Regions from separate parts of the Homo sapiens genome. Here region 2 is linked to region 1. A link is an interaction called in ENCODE POLR2A ChIA-PET data of the cell type or tissue named here. Cell type or tissue: A673. All regions are shown on one strand. Region 1 overlaps MGA (MAX dimerization protein MGA). Region 2 overlaps GANC (glucosidase alpha, neutral C).

Region 1 (8,000 bases):
AGGCCGAGGCGGGCAGATCATGAGGTCAGGAGATCGAGACCATCCTGGTTAACACAGTGAAACCCCGTCTCTACTAAAAATACAAAAAAAATTAGCCGGGCATGGTAGCAGGCGCCTGTAGTCCCAGCTACTTGGGAGGCTGAGGCAGGAGAGTGGTGTGAACCCAGGAGGCAGAGCTTGCAGTGAGCTGAGATCGTGCCACTGCACTCCAGCCTGGGCGAGAGCGAGACTGCGCATCAAAAAAAAAAAAAAAAAAAAAAACCTCGATGACAGGTTGATAGGTACAGGAAACCACCATAGCACATGTATAACTATGTAACCTGCACATTCTGTACACGTATCCCAGAACTCAAAGTAAAATTTTAAAAAAAAAAGATAATGAAAATTTTAAATTAACTTCCCAGTGGTACATCAAATATATAAAATAGATGTTTGCAGCCAAAACATGAGACAGAAAAGTATTCTACTGTTTACACACCTAAATATACTACTAAAGGACAAGGAAGACCCTTCCTCCAAAATTATAAAAACAAACACATAATTGGGAGGCCGAGGCGGGCGGATCACAAGGTCAGGAGATCAAGACCATCCTGGCTAACACGGTGAAACCGTCTCTACTAAAAATACAAAAAAATTAGCCAGGCGCGGTGGCAGGCGCCTGTGGTCCCAGCTACTTGGGAGGCTGAGGCAGGAGAATGGCATGAACCCAGGAGGCGGAGCTTGCAGTGAGCAGAGATTGCACCACTGCACTCCAGCCGCCTGGGCGACAGAGCGAAACTCCGTCTCAAACAAACACACACACACACACATAAACAAAAGCAACCAAATTAAGATGAGAAACGGGAAGGGGAGAATACCAGGTTATAAGAATGAACAAAGAAAATATCACTTGCTTTACCATGATACATTTTTTTCTTACATAAGATATTAGACATGGTTTTTAAACTAAAGGGAAGAATTATGGAGACAGAGAAGAGAAAAATATGCAAACTGAAAGACGTGCTGAAAGAAATGAAATCAAGGCTAGAAAGAAAGAGGAAAAAACAGAAAAAAAGAGATGAGAAAGAGAGAGGAAAAAGAGGAGAAACAGTAGGGAAGAAAGAAAAAAAGAAAACAAAAAAAAAGAAGTCGCTAGTCTATTACCTTCTTGAAGACCAGGATGTATCACCTGCTTGTGCCGCAAAGTCTTCAAATCTTCTATCAATTCCTTTTCCAACTGGGAAATTCTTGCTCTGTAACCTACACCCAAAATAAATAGTAATAAAATAAGCTACTGTACACTACAGACAAATGAATGTTGCATGTTTCATTGCTGGAGCCCAAACCACAAATACAACTCTTTTTATACTATTTTATAATACCTGAGTCATTTGTGGTTGATGCCTGGAGACTAGAAGATTCTTCTGTTGTCCCATCAACTGCATGAATGTCTAGAGCTTCCTATACATCAAAAAAAAAAAAAAATAGTAGTTCATATTGCTTCTGAAAACTTAAATGTAAAACAGGATTAAAAAAAACTTAAAGACCAGAAGGAAAATATCTCCATGCCTACAGTTACGCTAACATTGGCAGAACAGGAGCAATTTTTTCATACTTTTTGATATTTTCTAAGTGTTCTACATTAATATTACTTTAATAATCAGAAGGGGAAAAGGGGGAAGTAAAAAAATGTGAATACGATGTCATACTGAGCTAACTGACCTCAAAGTATACGCCAATTTGCATGTTCACTTCTCAGAGCCTATATTCAGATAGCTTACTCAGCTAACAAGAAGGGAGGAAAAGAACAGGTAGAAGGGATTAAATATCCAACATCTGTGTAGTCAATTAAGAAAGACAGCCTGGCACAGTGGCTCACGCCTATAATCCCAGCACTTTGGGAGGCCGAGGCAGGTGGATCACAAGGTCAGGAGATTGAGACCATCCTGGCCACATGGTGAAACCCTGTCTCTACTAAAATAAAAAAAATAGCTGGGCATGGTGATGCACACCTGTAGTCCCAGCTACTCGGGAGGCTGAGGCAGGGGAACTGCTTGAACCCGGGAAACAGAGGTTGCAGTGAGCCAAGATTGTGCCACTGCACTCCAGCTGGTGACAGAGCAAGATTCCGTCTCAAAAAAAAAAAAAAAAAGAGGCCAGGGGCAGTGGCTCACGCTTGTAATTCCAGCACTTTGGGAGGCTGAGGCAGGAGGATCACGAGGCCAGGAGATCGAGACCATCCTGGCTAATATGGTGAAACCCCGTCTCTACTAAAAATACAAAAAAAATTAGCCGGGCATGGTGGCGAGCACCTGTAGTCCCAGCTACTCGGGAGTCTGAGGCAGGGGAATGGCAAGAACACAGGAGGCGGAGTTTGCAGTGAGCCAAGATTGCGCTACTGCACTCCAGCATGAGCCACAGACCGAGACTCCATCTCAAAAAATAAATAAAAAAAGACTGGGCTTCTATAAAAATTTCCAAGAAAAATAATCTGGTTGAAGAGTCAGAGTGGAATAAACAGAGACTTCAATGTGTAAGACAGGAGAGTTAAGATGACTGTTAATATTTGGTTCTCCAATGGTACTCTACTACTACTACTGAAAACCAGGGCCAGGAGCGGTGGCTCATGCATGTAATCCCAGCACTTTGGGAGGCTGAAGCAGGCAGACTGCTGGAGGCCAGAAGTTAGAAATTAGCTGGCCAACATTGCAAAACCCCGTCTCTACCAAAATTACAAAAATTAGCTGGGTGTGGTGGCACACGCCTGTAATCCCAGCTACTCGTGAGGCTGGGGCACGAGAATGGCTTGAACTCGGGAGACGGAGATTGCAGTGAGCTGAGATCGTGCCACTGAACTCCAGCCTGGGCAACAGAGCAAGACTCTGTCTCAAAAAAAAAAAAAAAAGAAAAGAAAAATAAAAGAAAACCAGGAGGTAAAAGAAATGGAGCGTCACCAAAGAGTTAGTAAATATTTCATGTATTTTTAGTCCTTTCCAAAATCCATAATGATGAAAATTCCAGTAAGACCCGAAGACTTTTTTTAAACACAGCTATGCAAAAATCGTAAACTGAAATCTAAGCAAGACATACTTTTTTAAGTCTATTCAAATGAAGTATCTTAAGTTATTCCTATTAACTAAACCAAACATTTTGGAGACACTTCCCTCCCAACTCCACCCCCCATACACCCTCACAAATAGATATCACAAAACTAGATTGTAAATCGAGTTACTTACAAGCCAGTATACAATTCAAGTATGACTAATTAGCCTTAAAGAATCCTGAAAATTACAATCTTACCTTTGATTCAAAGGAAACAAAGAGAACACCATCCACATCTTCCAGATCAGGCTTCACATCTGGAAAGGTACTCCCAGGGCTTACAGGTGTATTCTTTGTAGAAATTAAAGACTTTCCTGTGTTCTTAGGTGGTCGTCCTGCCTTACAGAGTTTCAATTTTCGTGGCCTTCCTCTTTTTCCAGGGACATTTGGAGAGGCATTCTGATTAGCATTCACTACCTTTGCGGCTGTTGCAATCTTAAGCATAGTTGTTCTCTTTCTGCCCAAGTCCTCTTTTCCTGAAAGTGAGTCTCCAACTGAATCCTTTGAATCGTCGAGTATTCTTTCTGTGCTAATGCTGTCAGATATATCAGGATATTTCCACTGAGGCTCTTTCAGTAAGGGATATTTTTGTACCACTCTGAGATCTGGTGAATGTTTTCTAAGACCATTTTCTGATTCCTTGCCTAAGCAGAAGGCAGTCTCATTGGAATTTTCAATGTATGTAGGCAAATATTCCAATTCTGCCAACATAGAAGATTTATCCTTTCGAGATGTGGAAAGCATGTTATCGGGGAGTTCAGAAATCTTAACTGTGCTTCTGGTGACAGCACAGGGCTCCAGATAGACTACTGGCATCTTTCCAGTGTCTAATTTGAACATTTTAGCTTTAGCAACACCTGATGGGCTGCTTGGAAGCCATTTAGAAGATAGATGGTCAGCTTCTGGGTTGTCAACTTTATTGTGCCTCTTTAGCTGTTTCTCTAGTATAGGATCATCATCACTGTTTGAGTATACATCCGTCTCTTCATCTGTCTCTTCCTGTTTCACAGTGACCCCTTCTGGGCACTCACCAAGTTCGTAGTCATAATCATCTAGAGGTTCCTCTTTAATAACAACATTGAAGCTTCCGTTCTGGTCTAACGGTGAGGCTACACGGGAGTCATCTTCAAAACTGCTGGCAATAAGACTGGAGAGAGAGAGGAGAAAGGGATTTTAAAAGTACAAAATGATCCATTAACAAGACTTGAAGAGAAAAAAAAAAAAAGATGTTAGGAATCCAAGTAACACATCAGATTTCCTGAGCCATTCCTCAAAAACACTCAAAAACTCTAAAAATCCACACGGTGATTAACAACCCTGTAAAGCGAACACACATCCATCACAACTAAGAATTGCAACACAAACCGGAAAGGGCCATTAAACTGCCAGCTGATATTTTCCTGTATGTTTTGAGATTAAATTCACATAACATAAAACATAATATTGCAGCAATTTTAGAGTATACAATTCATTGGTTTTTAGTATAGTCATGATGTTGCCAGATGATTTTCCAACTTTAAAATTGAAAAACTCACTTTCAATATAAAGAATTCACCACTAATTCTTCCAAAATAAAAGATAGGGAGTTAAAGGCAAATACGTATGACCCAGATATATTGTGTATAATTCATCCAAAAACAACATAAACATCTAGTTTCCCCCTCCTCCCAATCATCCATTGAAAGCCTAAGAACTGTACCAATGTATCTTGAGAATATGGTAGAAATAAAAAATTGGGCAGGAGCGATGGCTCACGCCTGTAATCCCACTACTTTGGGAGGCTGAGGCAGGCGGATCACAAGGTCAAGAGATTGAGACCATTCTGGCCAACATGGTGAAACCCCATCTCTACTAAAAATACAAAAATTAGCTCAGCGTGGTAGCACATGCCAGTAGTCCCAGCTACTCAAGAGGCTGAGGCAGAATAATCGCTTGAACCCGGGAGGCGGAGGTTGCAGAGAGCCGAGATTGTGCCACTGCCTCCAGCCTGGCGACAGAGCAAGACCCTGTGTCAAAAAAGAAAAAAAAAAAAAAGATTCCACATAAAGTAATGACGAATTAAAATTCTCAGACTCAGAAATTCTAAAACTGCACCTCTCATTTCCCCCCACCTCAAAATATCCATACAAGTCAACACGTTAGCAGCACAGGAAAGCAGGATGAAAACTGCTTTGAGAAAAACTATACACACCACTATATATATTCACTAACAAATAACATGTAACAAAGGATTGTGGGCATTTTTTTTTAAATAGTTCAAAGCCTATGACTGAAAACAGCATTTATAGCCAGGCATGGTGGCACACGCCTGTAGTACCAGCTATTCAGAAGACTGAGGTGCCAGGACTGCTTGTGCCCAGGAGTTCGAGGCTGCAGTGAGCTACAATTGCACCACTGAATTAAACCCTGGAGCCGGGCGCAGTGGCTCACGCCTGTAATCCCAGTGCTTTGGGAGGCCGAGGCAGGTGGATCACGAGGTCAGGAGATCAAGACCATCCTGGCTAACACGGTGCTAAAAATACAAAAAATCAGCTGGGCGTGGTGGCGGGCGCCTGTAGTCCCAGCTACTCGGGAGGCTGAGGCAGGAGAATGGTGTGAACCTGGGAGGCGGAGCTTGCAGTGAGCCGAGATCGTGCCACTGCACTCCAGCCTGGGCAACTGAGCAAGACTCCGTCTCAAAAAAAAAAAAGAAAAAAAGCCTGGGCAACAGAGCAGGATGCCTCCTCTAAAATAAATAAACAAAAAATTTAAAATTTCAAAAATAAGAAAACAGCATTTACACAACTAAAATATTTTCTTCTGATCAGTCACTTTTTTTTTCCCTGAGATGGGGTCTTGCTCTGTCACCCAGGCTGGAGTACAGTGGCAACCTCCACCTCCAAGGTTCAAACAATTCTCCTGCCTTGGCCTCCCGAACAGCTGTGATTATAGGCATGCACCAACACGCCCGGCTAATTTTTGTATTTTTAGTAGAGATAGGGTTTTACCATGTTGGCCAGGCTGGTCTCGAACTCCTAACCTCGTGATCCGCCCACCTCAGCCTCCCAAAGTGTTGGGATTACAGGTGTGAGCCACCACGCCCGGCCCAGTCACTTTTTAAAAAGTTAGGTAGGTAGGTTTCCATTAATAGTGTGAAATAGCTCAGAGCAGACTGACCCTCCTCCACTTAGAACTAGAAAAGTTACACTAAACAGTTTTTTCCCCCCAGAATATTTCTTAAAATCTAAGAAATATTTTCTTAGATTTCTTGCAGAAATCACTGCAAGGCAGTGATTTGAGGGGCAAAATCACAAGAAAAGGCAATAAAATTAAATATCCCCAATAATCGAGACACTTTCACATCCATTACTTTTATTACTGAATTTATCTTCCTAAAATATTGAACTATATTGACGTTACTTGCCTGTCCAAAAGCATTTCAAAGGCTTCTGAAACTAAAGAAAAAAGTATAAATATCTGGGATGCTTTTCTAAGCCCAATATAATTTATCCTCAGCCATTTCAGCCTCATCTTAAACAATAACCTGCAGTATACTCCATAGGATCCAATCACACAGAAAATATTACATTAGTGTCTCAGTCCAATAAAATACATTTTCAACACCAAGCCATCATTAATGAAGTACTATTTTTTTCACTACTTGCTAACCCAGTGTCTTCATAAAACTTTATAAAACTTAAAATAGGCACAAGCAACCATTACATGAATGTGTAGTTACTTGTTCCTTGCACAATTTCTACTTAAGATTTTAACCTTACTTGAAAATCCTCCATCATCATTCTCAGTAAACTATCACAAGAACGAAAAACCAAACACCGCATATTCTCACTCATAGGTGGGAATTGAACAATGAGAACGCATGGACACAGAAAGGGGAACATCACACTTTGGGGACTGTTGTGGGGTGGGGGGAGGGGGGAGGGATAGCATTGGGAGATATACCTAATGCTAGATGACGAGTTAGTGGGTGCAGTGCACCAGCATGGCACATGTATACATATGTAACTAACCTGCACATTGTGCACATGTACCCTAAAACTTCAAGTATAATAATAATAAAAAAAAGAAAATCCTCCAATAGAAGCCGGGTGTGGTGGCTCGTGCCTGTAATCCTAACACTTTGGGAGGCCGAGGCAGGCAGACTGCCTGAGCTCAGGAGTTTGAGACCACTCTGGGGGCAACATGGTGAAACCTCATCTGTACTAAAATATTTTTTAAAAAATTGGCTGGGCGCAGTGGCTCACGCCTATAATCCTAGCACTTTGGGAGGCTGATGCAGGTGGACTACCTGAGGTCAGGAGTTCAACATGGTAAAACCCCGTCTCTACTAAAAATACAAAACATTAGCTGGATGCAGTGGCACACACCTGTAATCCCAGCTACTCGGGAGGCTGAGGCTGGAAAATCGCTTGAAACCAGGAGGCAGAGGTTGCAGTGAGCCAAGATCGCACCACTGCACTCCAGCCTGGGTGACAGAGTGAGACTCCGTCTCAAAAAAAGAAAAAGGAAATCCTCCAATGGAAGATTTCCACCTCCAGTTAGAATGTGGAAGATCACAAAATATCATCACTTTTGCCATAACCATGAGAAAACACTAAATTATTTTTCTTACAAGATACTGAAGACCTCTAGACATAAATAAGCCTAAATGAAGTGAATTACAGAAGAAGATCAGCCTTCTCTAGGTGACCGGAGATAGCTACTGCTTTCAACCCTAAGCAGCATTTGCACTGTGTGAAGATACAGTAAGGAGAGAAAAAAGCAACTATAGGCAAAGGATCTTTGCAAAAACACAGAGAAACCAACTTTTAATGCCCGAGCATGGGCAGAATCTCGAGGACCCCAAATAGGAAACTAGTCCTCACTGCTGTCCAATTACCACCCCCTCCAGAGGACTTCTGCAGAACAAACAGCAGTGC
Region 2 (8,000 bases), 630 kb before region 1:
GGCTATTGATCATCGCATATGACTTAACAAAGTAGTGTTTCCTGTAATGTCTTGCTACACAGTGAAGCAAAGCTGATAGCTTCACACAGAGTACTGCAGGCTAAGCAATGGACCAACATAAGAGATCAACAATAACCTAATATTTAAATCTTCTGTTATCTTTTTTTAACTGTTGCTGGTAAATGTTTTCATTAAAAATACTTTTTTTTGTGATTAAAAATGATACTTGTAGACAATTTGTAAAATAAAGTTAGATAAAAGAAAAAAATGAAAATCACTCAAAATCACCAAGGTATTACATTTTCTTATATTTAACTGTCTGCCTATCTACCCACTTATTTATTTAAATTACTATCTTCCATTAATCTTTTATAAAATTGAGATAATAAGAAATAAGACTTGATGTTTGATAGATCAGTAAGGTGACTATAGTTAGCCTTGATTGTGTGCATTTTAAAAAAGCTAAAAGAGAATAATTTAAACGTTCCTAGTATAAAGAAAAGATACATATTTAAGGTGATAGATATCCCAATTACTCTGATTTGATTATATGAACATATCAAATTATCACACATATCCTGAAAATATGTACATCTAATACATATCAATACAAAATTAGGTTAATATTATAAACACTTAGGTGTTCCTTTTTTTATTTATCATATCAAAAACATTTTTTCATGCAATTAAATCTACCATTTAAAATAGCCTTATGAAAATTAAAAAAAGAAAAAAAATTTTTTAAACATAAATAGCCTCACGATAATCTATCATGTTGCTATACCATACTTTTATAACTATTCCCTTATTGTTATGTATTTAGATTTTCTTTCTTACTTTTGTTTCAAGGACTACCACTGTGTTGAATACCTCTGTACATGAATCTTTGCCTGAGATTGTAATATTTTGGCCCTTTCCAGAATGCCACAGGGCCAGGTTTTCAGGGGTGGAGTGGGAGGCTTAATAATGTCCACAGGATAGTAAGGGCTGGATTCTTTAAACTAGGATCTAAGCTCTCCGTTGCTTATGCAAGGCCAGGGGACTTAAAATAGCCTTCCTGCCACAGGGTTGTTAAGTTGAACCAGATCTGCATTAGCTGGTAAACTGCATCCAGTTATAGATGACCCTGACCACACGCAACAGCCAGGTCTATTTTAAGCCACATTTCTAAGTGGAACAGTTGGTTAATGGAATGTGTTAGAGGTGTATCTCCCTGGCTTTGATAAATCAAAGAGACAGGACCAAAGATGACTATCCCAGCAAACTGAATACTTAGAAGTTACTCTCCCAACAACGAAGTGGCCATTTCTTCAGTGAGAAACAAGTATCAAATGACTAAAATTTGTTTATTCTGTCTTATAGGACAAAATCCACACTTTAGGGCATACCACTGTCTACAATCAAAGGCCTGACCAATGGCTATTGAAAAGGAAGGCATCAGCTGAGTGTGGTGGTTCACACCTGTAATCACAACACTTTGGGAGGCCAAGGTGGGCAGATCGCTTGAGTCCAGGAGTTCGAGACTAGCCTGGGCAACATGGTGAAACCCTGTCTCTACCAAAAAATACATATACATATATAAATTAGCTGGGTGTGGTGGTGTGCACCCGTAATCCCAGCTACTCATGAGGCTTCGGTGGGAGGATTGCTTGAGCCCAGGTGGTCAATGCTGCAGTGAGTCATGACTGTGCCACTGCACTCCAGCCTGGGTGACAAAGCGAGACTCTGTTTCAAACAAACAAATGAAAAAAAAAAAAAAAAAAAAAAGGAAAAGGAAGGCATCAGCACAGTAACATCACATTCTATAAATGGTTAAAAAAAAAGTTGCTAATGTGTTTTTAAGTCTGATATGAGCCATTCCTTACCATACTTTTGTGATCCAGCAAAGAAAGAACGTGTAAGAACAAAGGGTCTCTCCTTCCCTTTAGATCGTTTTATCAGTCCTTCTGCAGTAGCCATTTGCTATATCACCAAACAAGAAAAATTTCAAAGAGATGATTGGATTTGTACAGACATCCCCAATAAGCTATCTAACATACAAAAAGCAAACAGTAGGCAGGAGCATGAAATGGAAAATATTAAAATAAATCCATCAAATAATTTTCATGGTATAATGAAATTACTCTAAATTCCCCTATTAAAAGAATGGAAAATTTTCTTTGGTTAACAATAGCAATGAAATAATAATAAACAATCATCTAGCATTTCTTTGGTGCTTACTATTGCTAGGCATTTAATATAATTTTCTCATATAATCTCCGTAACAACCTCTGAGACAGACAGTTTTCATTGGTACGAAAAACTGAGCTTCAGAGAGGTTAAATGACTGGTCCTGACCTATATAAGACAGCTCACTAACTAAAGCAGTCTACAGTTACTGCAACAGGCTGTTAAAGAGGCAAACACACACAATCTGAAAACTATGCTTATATTTAGCCAAAAGATCCCATTGGAAAATACCAATAGGTAAGAGGGCCACAGGAATACAGTCACAATTTGAAAATAACAAAGAACCATGGGTATACATGAGGTCAAGTGTCTGCCACGTCTTTTGGATGTAGTTGGCAAATGAAAGATAATTTTACCACCTTTATTGAGGAAGCTAAGTACTTAAGGAAGGCTTTACATTTTTAAAATATACTTATTGAAGCTGTGTGTCTGTGTTCTAAATATTGCTCCTCCAGTGTGAATATAAGATTTGCTGTATTTAGATATCTGTGAAATCTTAAAACACTTGTTTTAATTACCTTCATTCACATATTTATATACTGCTTGCATCAATAAAAGTTTGAGGTAGTGGCCAGTGAGTGCCACTTATTAATGGCTCCTATCAAGGCAGAAGCTTTATGTTATAATTAATTTCATAATATTTAAAAGTTCATCAAGTTCATCATGAAAAGAAAAGAAGCAAAGGGAGAAATAATAAAAAGTCTTGTATTGGCTACTACCTAAGACTCATTGCAGTTGTCAGAAAAGACACACAAAGAGAAATGAACAGTAGAGAATAGCCATTATATCACAAAGCAAATGACCTTCAGCCAAAAGGTGGGTCACACAAGCCCAGTTTAATTCTTTTTGGATGTCTTACATGATAAAAACCGTAGATGTTGTGGAGCTCTCTGTGCTCCCAATTGCCATGATGAATGGCATTCTTCTGCATGGTTTGCTCTGGCCCTCTAAAGACAGAAGGCTCATTCATGTCATTCCAAAGGAAGAGGATGTCCGTAGATCCCTAGGAAGTAAACCTTGGTCATGACACTCCTACATTGATGATGTCTATATAATAGCTGTCACCATTGCTACCTCATTTTAAAAATTATGTTTATTATCTATGCTCTGTCCTCTGCTCCACTGCTAGAGTATAAGTTCCACAGGGAACAACATTTTGTCTGTTTTGTTCATTAATAAATCCCAAACATCTAGAATAGTACCTGGCCCATAGACAGATCTCAATAAATATTTGCTGCTGAATAAAAGAATGCTGCCCTGTGTTGTCTGTGAAATATATATTGCCTGGCAAATTCATTCCAAGACCTCCCTGCAGGACTCCTATGGGAAAGGTTGTGAATGTTCACAATTGGGCTCCTTCTCATTCATCAGATGCTACAACTCTTAACTAAGGGCAACTATAGCTGAACATGACAAGATTCTACCTTCTCTCTAATACTTTGAAAGACTTGACAGCCAATATACCTGTTTGTTAACATGATCTATAGTTTGTATCCTACACAGAACTGTTCAGTTTAGAGTGGGAAGGGACAGTTGAGTCATCTAGCTAACATGGTATTGTAGAATCCCTGGTCTTTTCTAGAATCACTTATCTTTTGGCGTTTGACTGAATAGCTAAAAAGACAGGGAGTCCCTCAGGCAGCTCATTCTATTATTTTTCAAAAATCCTGCTCCTTGTATATAACATTCCCCTCGCAGAGCCTACCTAGCTTACCTTCTGAGACCCCACAGAATACATCTGTCACCTCGCCCACAAGAAAGTCTTTCAAATTCCTGGAGGTGGCTTGTTTTTTTTTTTTTTTGAATCTTTATTTCTAAACATGTGTGTTCTTCTATGTATAAGGGGGTAAATGATTTCCAAATATTTAACTACCATATCTTTCCTTTAGAACCATCTAAAGCAGGGATTGGCAAACATTTTTGGTAAAGGTCCAGATAGTAAATATTTTCAACTTTGCAGGCCATGAGGTCTCTTTTTCAATTATTCAACTCTGCCATAGTAGTACAAAAGCAGCCACAAATAGGGAAATGAATAGGCATGGCCAGATTTGGCCCAACGCTTGTCTATCCCTGTACTAAGTTGTTTATTAGTGCCCTAATACTTGATGCCAGAAACTACAGTTTAGTGGTTAAAAGCTGGGCTTAGGGCACAAACAGACCTGAGTTCAAATTTTGGTTCCACCACTTACTAGATGCATGACCTTGGCAAGTTTTTAAGCTTCTCTATGTCTCAATTTCCTCTTCTATGGGGTTAGATTTAGTTATAGTTCCAACTTCAGAGGGTTATTATGAAGACAAATGGTATGATGCACATGAAGTCATCCTTAGCACAGTGCTTGGCACACAGCAAGTACTCCATTTGCATTAGGTATCATCATCATCAACACTGCCATCATTAATATCATCATAATTGGTTGAAAACAGTTCTCCAGATGTGGCCTCTCCAGTTTCCTCTGTGGTTCTTATCAGATTATTTAAAAATCATACTTCACTTTTAATGACAAATACGTTGTAAGATATTTTCACATGTATCATCATATTTAAATAACAGTTATGGAACACAATTTTATATAAAATATATATAGCAATTTGAAAATATAATAAACCTCTGCTATAAAGTACTTTGATATATCATAGAGTCTATTATAATAGAGGTCAAAATCACAGGTTTTGTGCATTTGCTTATGCATATGGCACCTCTCCCAGCACCCCCAGAGTCTGTAATGTGGTGGCCATACTTGCCTTTTAATAAAAGCATTATATATCAAAAGCTACTCAATGAAAAAGAATAGTTTTATTCAATCACTTTTTCCACTTCTTTCACTCTTTCAGGTAACTAGAAAAGAACAAAGGAATAAAAACCAACCTGATAAACAGGGAAAGCAAAAAGACTTGAATACCACTCTCTGACCTTGGGATTGGTGAAATCCAGGTAAGAGGAGAGACCTGTGGAGGCAGAACAGTAGATAGCCTGTCAAGAACAGTGGTCCTCACAGTAGGATGCATTGTAAAGAAGGTATCAGATGTGAGAGCTGGGAAATGGGCACCTTACATAAACACGAAAGTTGGCTGACAGAGGCATGGTCTGTTGAGAAGTGAAGGAAGGTAATGCTGGGCTCCAGTGACAATCACTAGATCTTTCAATACCAGAAGCCCAGGGGAATGCCAATGCACAAGTATCATGATAGAGCCTGTCCCTCACTGATGGCCTAATATAGCCCAAGGAAGGATGGCAAATATCCTGCAGTGATCTCTTGGTTCTTAAAGAGAACAGGGAATTGTGTTCAAGGGATGTAAAGGGAAAAAAAGAAAGGCACGGGGTTTCTCTACAGTGCATGGATTTATGATAGATAGTGCTGACTCTTTATTTCTAAACAACGTATTTTCCTTTTGTCCTTGGGGAGTTTCTACCAAGGCTTTAAATTAATAACTTTTAATAACTTTTGAAATGAAGAATCCATAGTCATCAGGGTGGCTGAGGTGACTCATGAAAGCCTGGGAAGTCAAAACTATGGGCTAAAAGGGTGAAGAGCAATCACAAGGAGAGAGCTTGCAGGACCCACTTTTTTTCTTTCTCCTCCTCTGCTTTTCTTATTCCCCGACTTTTTATCTCTGTTTGCTTGGAGAAACAGCATGCCACTGAGGTTTGCTTGTTTATTTTTCATTCATTCAATTATTGATTGATAAATACATACAAAGCATATAGTACCAGGTATTATAAAAGATACAAAAGAAGGCAAACCTATCTCTTCATTAAATTATATGCTTAAAATGTAGCTAGAGGAGCAAGAGACATCTACAAGGGAGCAGAATGATGACCACGCAGCCTTCATTAATTGGGACAGAACATGTGGAAATAATAAGTGTATAAAGTGATTTCATACCTGGCCAACACACCCCTTCAAAGTCTTCCCCTTCCTGATTCTTCACAAAGAAGCCCTGATCTTTGGCCTTCACATATACTGAGTAGTCAGGATCAATCTTGATGTGGGGATCACTGATGACCACAAGCTGTCAGGACATGAAGGTTTGGAGGTCTCATCAGTTTTATGTAAGACAAATGTTCACGTATATGTTTTCGCCATAGTTTGGGGGTTCAATTTTTACAAACAACTACAACTAGTATTGAAATATTTCAGACAAAAAAACAAAAACAAAAACAAAAAATAAATATTTCAGACACCAGTAAAACCCTATAACCTTTCATGTGCTTATGAGAATTTCAACTGATACCAAAACTGGGCCAATGCTGGCCAGGCACAGCGGCTCACACCTGCAATCCCAACACATTGGGAGGCCAAGGTGGGAGGACTGCTTAAGGCCAGGAGTTTGAGACCAGCCTGGGCAACATAGTGGAACACTGTCTCTACAAAAAAATTTAAAAATTAGCTGGGTGTGGTGGTGTCCACCTGTGGTCCCAGCTACTCAGGAGGCTGAGGCAGGAGGACTGTTTGAGCTGGGGAGGTCGCGGCTACAGTGAGCCATGATCATGATACTGCAATCCAGCTTGGGTGACAGAACAAGACCCCATCTCTAAAAAAGAAAAAAACAAAAACAAAAAAACCAGGCCAATGCTCTTTTATAATTATTGCTGCCTAACCAATAGATGTTCTTTAAATAGCATTAAGTGTCTATCTGTCCATGATGCTGAGTGCTGCATACTATACATACAGAACTAAGTAGGCAGGGTACCTGCTCCCTAGACATTTAGACGCTCAGATAACATTGATATAAGCAAACATTAAAGAAACTAAGAGAATAACATGTTAAAAACAAAGTCCCCAAGCCCAGTGGTGCAGGCATATTAGGAAGGAGATTTGAGAAAAGTTGTAAGCCACAGCGCTGTGTCTCTAGCATCTCTCTGTGACTTTACAATACCATCACTTCCACCAGTCTAGGGCCTCAATAACACTTTATTTGGCCAGAACACCATCTAATCCTCCTTCCTCATCTCTATTCTAATCAGTCCTGAATATTAAAGTTTAATTCTTCATTGCTCAAACATTTTCTTAAATTTTTTTTTTTGTTTGTTTTTTGAGACAGAGTCTCGCTCTGTCGCCCAGGCTGGAGTGCAGTGGCACGATCTCGGCTCATTGCAACCTCCGCCTCCTGGGTTCCAGCGATTCTCCTGCCTCAGCCTCCCAAGTAGCTGGGATTACAGGTGCCCGCCACCATGCTGGACTAATTTTTTTTTTTTTTGTATTTTTAATAGAGATAGGGTTTCATTATGTTGGCCAGGCTGATCTCGAACTCCTGACCTCAGGTGATCTGCTCACCTCGGCCTCCCAAAGTGCTGGGATTACAGGTGTGAGCCACCGCACCCAGCCTTAATTTTTAAATTGTGGTAAAATACACATAACATAAAATTTACTATCTTAACCATTTTTAAGTGTGCAGTTTAGTACTGTTAAGTATGTACAGTCATAATGTTGTGTAGTCAATCTCCAGAACTCTCTCATGTTGCAAAACTAAACCTTTATACTCATTAAATGATGATTTCTCATTCCCTCCTCCTAGCTCCAGCAACTACCATTCTATAATACTTTCTGTCTCTATGAATATGACTACTCCAATTACTTCAAATTAGTGGAATCACACGGTATTTGTCTTTTTGTAACTGGCTTATTTCACTTAGCATTTATCCTCAAGGTTCATCCATGCTGTAGTATCTATTAGAATTTCCTTCGTTTTAAAGGCTGAATAATATTCTGTTGTACGTATATACCACATTTTGTTTACATATTCGTCTGTCAATGGAGTTGCAACCCAAG

The links. Peaks named below come from ENCODE experiments on the same cell type or tissue, not always from the same donor. Only the 100,000 strongest peaks of a DNase experiment are listed, where the experiment ranks them.
Region 2: POLR2A ChIA-PET joins it to region 1 with 21 read pairs; 2 of 35 experiments call an interaction of 5 or more read pairs at or near these places.

Annotation. Positions count from the first base shown.
Region 1 is chr15:41,692,303-41,700,302 of GRCh38, reverse strand. It overlaps MGA (MAX dimerization protein MGA), which reads right to left. Exons shown (of 24, transcript NM_001400225.1): 3 at 3,280-4,228; 4 at 1,362-1,440; 5 at 1,144-1,239. Among named protein-coding and RNA genes, the nearest start is that of MIR626, 4.7 kb to the right of the region's middle. In A673, a CTCF peak has its summit at 4,094 (motif pointing left); DNase peaks (open chromatin) are centred at 4,112 and 4,422; H3K4me3 peaks cover 1,055 bases; H3K27ac peaks cover 2,014 bases.
Region 2 is chr15:42,324,538-42,332,537 of GRCh38, reverse strand. It overlaps GANC (glucosidase alpha, neutral C), which reads right to left. Exons shown (of 24, transcript NM_198141.3): 12 at 6,114-6,240; 13 at 5,096-5,175; 14 at 3,089-3,232; 15 at 1,866-1,962. Among named protein-coding and RNA genes, the nearest start is that of CAPN3, 31 kb to the left of the region's middle. In A673, no CTCF peak of the experiment used is centred here; no DNase peak of the experiment used is centred here.